Linked DNA regions of Homo sapiens: region 2 is linked to region 1. A link is an interaction called in ENCODE POLR2A ChIA-PET data of the cell type or tissue named here. Cell type or tissue: OCI-LY7. All regions are shown on one strand. Links, peaks and the distances in the headings refer to the core of each region. The heading gives the core; the rest is flanking DNA.

Evidence for each region. Peaks named below come from ENCODE experiments on the same cell type or tissue, not always from the same donor. Only the 100,000 strongest peaks of a DNase experiment are listed, where the experiment ranks them.
Region 2: POLR2A ChIA-PET joins it to region 1 with 5 read pairs; 5 of 35 experiments call an interaction of 5 or more read pairs at or near these places.

What each region holds. Positions count from the first base shown.
Region 1 is chr7:23,538,141-23,540,943 of GRCh38, forward strand. No RefSeq gene overlaps it. Among named protein-coding and RNA genes, the nearest start is that of TRA2A, 7.6 kb to the left of the region's middle. RefSeq lists an enhancer at 1,575-1,764. In OCI-LY7, for the core only: a CTCF peak has its summit at 1,697; a DNase peak (open chromatin) is centred at 1,601; H3K4me3 peaks cover 878 bases; H3K27ac peaks cover 1,369 bases.
Region 2 is chr7:23,367,983-23,370,785 of GRCh38, forward strand. The region is part of intron 3 of IGF2BP3 (insulin like growth factor 2 mRNA binding protein 3); the gene reads right to left. Among named protein-coding and RNA genes, the nearest start is that of SNORD65C, 27 kb to the right of the region's middle. In OCI-LY7, for the core only: a CTCF peak has its summit at 1,613; DNase peaks (open chromatin) are centred at 569 and 1,369; H3K4me3 peaks cover 2,083 bases; H3K27ac peaks cover 2,500 bases.

The DNA of each region.
Region 1 (2,803 bases), core at 145-2,644:
GTTCTCCTGCCTCAGATTACAGGCACCCACCACCACGCCTGGCTAATTTTTGTATTTTTAGTATAGACGGGGTTTCGCCATGTTGGCCAGGCTGGTCTTGAACTCCTGACCTCAGGTGATCCACCCGCCTCTGCCTCCCAAAGTGCTGGGATTGCAGGCATGAGCCACTGCCCCTGGCCTGGGCTACGTATTCTAAATAGTTTGTCTTATGTATTACAACAACCTAAAGATTAGATAATATTATTGCCTCCATTTTTTTTCCATTTATTTATTTATTTAGAGATGGGGTCTTTCTATGTTGCCCAGTCTGGAGTGTGGTGGCTATTCACAGGTGCAATCATAGCAAACTGAAGCATGGAACTCCTGGGCTCAACTGATCCTCTTGCTTCAGCCTCCCAAGTAGCTGGGACTACAGGTGTGTACCAAGTGGCACAATTGCCTCCATTTTATAGATTTTTTTTTTTTTGAGTTGGAGTCTTGCTCTGTTGCCCAGGCTGGAGTGCAGTGGTTCACTGTGATCATGGCTCACTGCAAGCTCCGACACCCGGGTTCACACCATGCTCCTGCCTCAGCCTCCCGAGTAGCTGGGACTACAGGTGCCTGCCACCACGCCTGGCTATTTTTTTTTTTTTTTAGACAGAGTCTTGCACTGTCGCCCAGGATGGAATGCAGTGGCATGATCTCGGCTCACCAAAAGCTCTGCCTCCTAGGTTCATGCCATTCTCCTGCCTCAGCTTCCCGAGTAGCTGGGACTACAGGCGCCCGCCACCACGCCCAGCTAATTTTTTGTATTTTTAGTAGAGACGGGGTTTCACCGTGTTAGCCAGGATGGTCTTGATCTCTTGACCTCGTGATCCGCCCGCCTTGGCCTCCCAAAGTGCTGGGATTACAGGCGTGAGCCACCACGCCTGGCCACGCCCGGCTAATGTTTTGTATTTTTAGGAGAGATGGGGTTTCACCGTGCTAGTCAGGATGGTCTCGATCTCCTGATCTCGTGATCTGCCCGCCTCAGCCTCCCAAAGTGCTGGAATTACAGGCATGAGCTACCGCACCCAGCCATTTTATAGATTTTTAAAGCTGAGGCGGAGAGTAGTAAAGCAACTTGCCCAGGTGAGTCAGACAGCTGGCACAAAGCAGAACTGGGGATTAAACTTGGGTAGATTAACACTCTTAACCATTAGGCTCCTGTGCCTCCCAGCAAGCCACTGGCATTACAGATAAAGAGCTCAAATGAGCAGACCTAAGTTTAGTCTCCAGTCACTCAAAAATTACTTGTTTTAACCAAGAACTGAAGTGCTGATATTGTACAAACTCTTGCATGAAAGTAAAAACAGATACACTGAACAGTTTATATTAATGATTTCACGATGCACCAGGCCAAGCCAAGAAGGTAATTGTCTCACAGTGGTAGTTTTTTTTTTTTCAACGTATACAGCTTGAGCTTTTGCTTTAAACATGTGCACATCTGCACATGTGCATTTCTTCCTTTTGACCAGCAAGCAGAGAGATACCTCCACACCACCTGAATATCCATTTGCCCATCAACCATTCAGTGGGTTCGGCATCCATTGAAAAATCTTTGCCTGAATCAGCCATGCTATTCAAAATGTGGACTTTCCAACTCTATCTTGTCCCTATATTCACCAGCTGGCAATCTTCTAGTAAATAGTTTCGTTTTTCTTTGTTTTGTTTCTTGCCCACTTCCTCTCTCTGCTCAATAGTGTTTTTTTTTCTTTTCTTTTCTTTTTAAAGAGCTTTCTCCATCAACTACAGGTTATTTGACTATTTTGAAATACAGTTCCATCGCTTCTCAGCCTTTTAGCTAGGATCACATGCAAAATATAGTTCCTACTGGAAATGATAAATGCTTAATTATTTCCTTTAATTGCCAATTTCAGAATAAGGTGTTTGTAAAACAGCTCCAAAGGTGGAATATGAAGCTTTTCGATGATATAACTGAAAGGGATTTTCACTTAGAGTCCCTTTCCACTTACATACTGTGGTGTTATGATATTCTTGTACCCATTTTCGTCCAGGTTCCTGGCTGATAACTCCCCATAGGCCTTGTTACAGTCTTTTGTTATAATGTTAGGTGTGTTAGGCTTCTTGCAGGCCTCAGGCCTCTTTGACCTTCTCCTCTACTCCTTTCACTTGACCCAAGGCAGGACTCAATACTATTCCCCTGCCTTTCTGATTGTGGGTCATAAGACCCTCATTCCAGAGAGGCCAATCACATTTCCAAATAATTGTCCATAAAAACCCAGGAGGACTGGGTTCACAGAGTTTTCAGATAGCTAATACTTGGAGGTTCCTGGAGGGTGGCTTGCCCAGGGAGGGCATGGAAGCTCCACACCCCTTCCCCCATACCATATATTTTGTAATGTTTCTTTGAGTTTTGTGAGCTGCTCCAGCAAATTTATTAAACCCAAAGTGGTGGATGTGGGAATGCCCAAAGCACTAGGGTTATAGGCATGAGCTATCTCTTCTTTTTAATATTATTACTGTTATTTTTTGAGACAGAGTCTGGCTCTGTCTCCCAGGCTGGAGTGCAGTGGCACAGTCTCTGCTAACTGCAACTTCTCCTCCTGGGTTCAAGTTATTCTCGTGCCTCAGCCTCCCGAGTAGCTGGGATTACAGGCGCCTGCCACCATGCCCAACTAATGTTTGTATTTTTGGTAGAGACAGGGTTTCGCCATGTTGGCCAGGCTGGTGTCAAACTCCTGACCTCTAGTGACCCACCCCTGGCCTCGGCCTCTCAAAGTGCTGAGATTACAGGCATGAGCTGTTGTGCTCGGCCAAAAAT
Region 2 (2,803 bases), core at 237-2,736, 170 kb before region 1:
GATAGAGACTCCATCTATTTAAAAACAAAAAAAAACAAAAAAACAAAGTTCATTCAAATGTATAAACAGTACAGAAAGAATCACATGAAAAATGCAAAGATTATCACTTCCTGAATGTAATGGTACAAAATTAAGATCACTCATAATAGTCTGAAGTAGAAACAACCCGAATGAATGCTTACTGACTGATGAATGGAAACAAAATGTGGTATATTTGTACAATGGAATATTATTCAACCATAAAAGGGAGGTACTTATACATGCTGCAACAGACAGACCTTGAAAGTATTATGGTTACCTTGTTAGTATAGCGAAGACAGAAAGAGAGAAAGAGAGAGAGAAAGAAAAGAAAGAAAGAAAAAAAGAAAGAAAGAAAGAAAGAAAGAAAGAAAGAAAGAAAGAAAAGAAGGCATTATGCTAAATGAAAACAGTCACAAAAAACTACTTATTATATGATTTTTGTTTGTATGAAATGTCCAGAATAGGGAACTCTACGATAGACAGAAAGTAGATTAGTGGTTTCTATGGGCTGAGGAAAGTGAAAGTGGAGGGTGACAGTTAAATGTTTCTTTTTGAGGTGATGAAGGTGTCCTAAAAATGTGGTGATGGTTGCACGTATCTATTAACATACTAGGCCGGGCGCGGTGGCTCACACCTGTAATCCCAGCACTTTGGAAGGCCAAAGCGGGCGGATCACCTGAGGTCAGGAGTTTGAGACCAGCCTGACCAACATGGAGAAACCTCGCACCTACTAAAAATACAAAATTAGCCGGGCGTGGTCGCGCTTGCCTGTAATCCCAGCTACTCGGGACGCTGAGGCAGGAGAATCACTTGAACCCAGGAGGCAGAGGTTGTGGTGAGCTGAGATGGCGCCATTGCACTCCAGCCTGGGCCACGAGAGCAAAACTTTGTCTCAAAAAAAAAAGAAAAAAAAACTTAAAAAAAAATAATTGTACACTTTAAATGGTGAATTGCATAGTATGTGAATTATATCTCAATAAAGCTGTTAAAAAAATACTAAAAGCAACTTTACCAGGTAATGGCCTAGTTTTGCCTTTTAAACTCTGAAGTATTATTGATCACTTCTTGGCCTTTTGGCCAAGCATCATCCACAGAACCGGCCTAGTCTGGTTCAGCTTTGTGTGACAAAATGGTGATTTGTTCTTCAGTTGCCATGGATCCCCAGGTTGCAAGTTCTGTAACCTGAGCCTGTCCAGATGAACCACGCATGCAACCACAAGCAGAACCTAAGTGCCTGGACCGAGACAGGACCAAATTAAGAAGTGGACACCACATGACATGATCCATGATCCAATCAGATTGAGCCCTGGTGTCACCTCCTGGTATGATCCAGTCAGATCACACCTCCTGGCATCACATCATTGTAAGATTCAATCAGATCATACCTCATTACCCTCTGTCTATAAAATATGTCCCAGCCCCCAGCTGGGGGAGACAGATTTGAACCTGACTGTCTCCTTGCTTGACAGTCTTACCACGAACTTTTCTCTTTACAAAAGAACCTATGCTTTGGTGTTTGCTTTCCATTGCACATGGACAAACAGAACCAGTTTGGTTCAGTAACAGTATCATTGAAATACAGAATAAACTGCAAGAAATTTGATTCACTTTGACATTATGTATACACTCACTAAACTATCACCATCATGACAAGTTTCTTCATGCTTCTCTTCAATCTAGTAGCCTAGTTTATTGACACATATAGAGATCACTGCAATAAAGACAGTTTAAAAAACTGTCTTTGACCTGCAACGTGATCAGATTTTCTCAGCCACATACCAGATATATCCCCACCTCCCTCACAAAACTGGCTGTATTTTAGTTGATACCACTATGGGCGTGAGGTAGATAATTTATGTTCTGCAGATAAGCCTTCTGCTGACTGCTTATTCTGCATACCCACTGCTCAAGTCCCATCACTCCTGGGCTATCTGAACCAAGTCTGATTAGCATGCTTGCCTGTAGCCTAACACTCCATGACTATATCCTCCTGCCAGCAGTTACTACCCTTCTGTGGTTTCAAATTGCCAGTATAACTTGTCCAAACTTCAACATGGCATAAGAGGTTGTCAGTTACCTGGTACTACTTCTCTCTTCCATATATCCAACATACTTCCCACACCTATGCTCTAGTCACGCCCTCAAAACTGGGTAAAGTACCTCTCTCGTCATCTCCCTAATACCCATTCTTGGAAATGAAAGCAATGTCACTTTATAATCTCTTTCCTGATCTTTATTTTCCCACTAGACTAGTGATTATTAACCATAGTGATGTGATTGTCAGGTGTGTCACAGTAATCTAGTTTTCAGAGTCACACTGACTTCCATGCTTAAGCTGGCAGGTAATTTATCATACATACGATCTTAGATTCCAAATCTTTTTTATTTGACTGTTACATTTGCCTTATGTGTTTCAGAAGATGGAACAACAATGTCGGGCATTATAGTCTGTGTACCAATATATATCCTGAAAATCTCTCTGGAAATGGGTTACTCCTTCAATGTGGCTCTAACACAGAGCTGCACTATCCCATAAACCTCATAAGGGAAGGGGCCATGTCTTACCTTTGAACTCACTGCTCAGGATCTGTGATGAACAATAAAAGGTTAAAAAGGAGTCACACTATTTTTTTGTTCTACAGGGCAAAGGAAGCTAGTTCTAGGTTTTTTGGTTTTTTTGTTTTTTTTTTTTAAGACAGAGTCTTGCTCTGTCACCCAGGCTGGTGTGCAGCAGTGTGATCTCAGCTCACTGCAACCTCCACTTCCTGGGCTCAAGCCATTC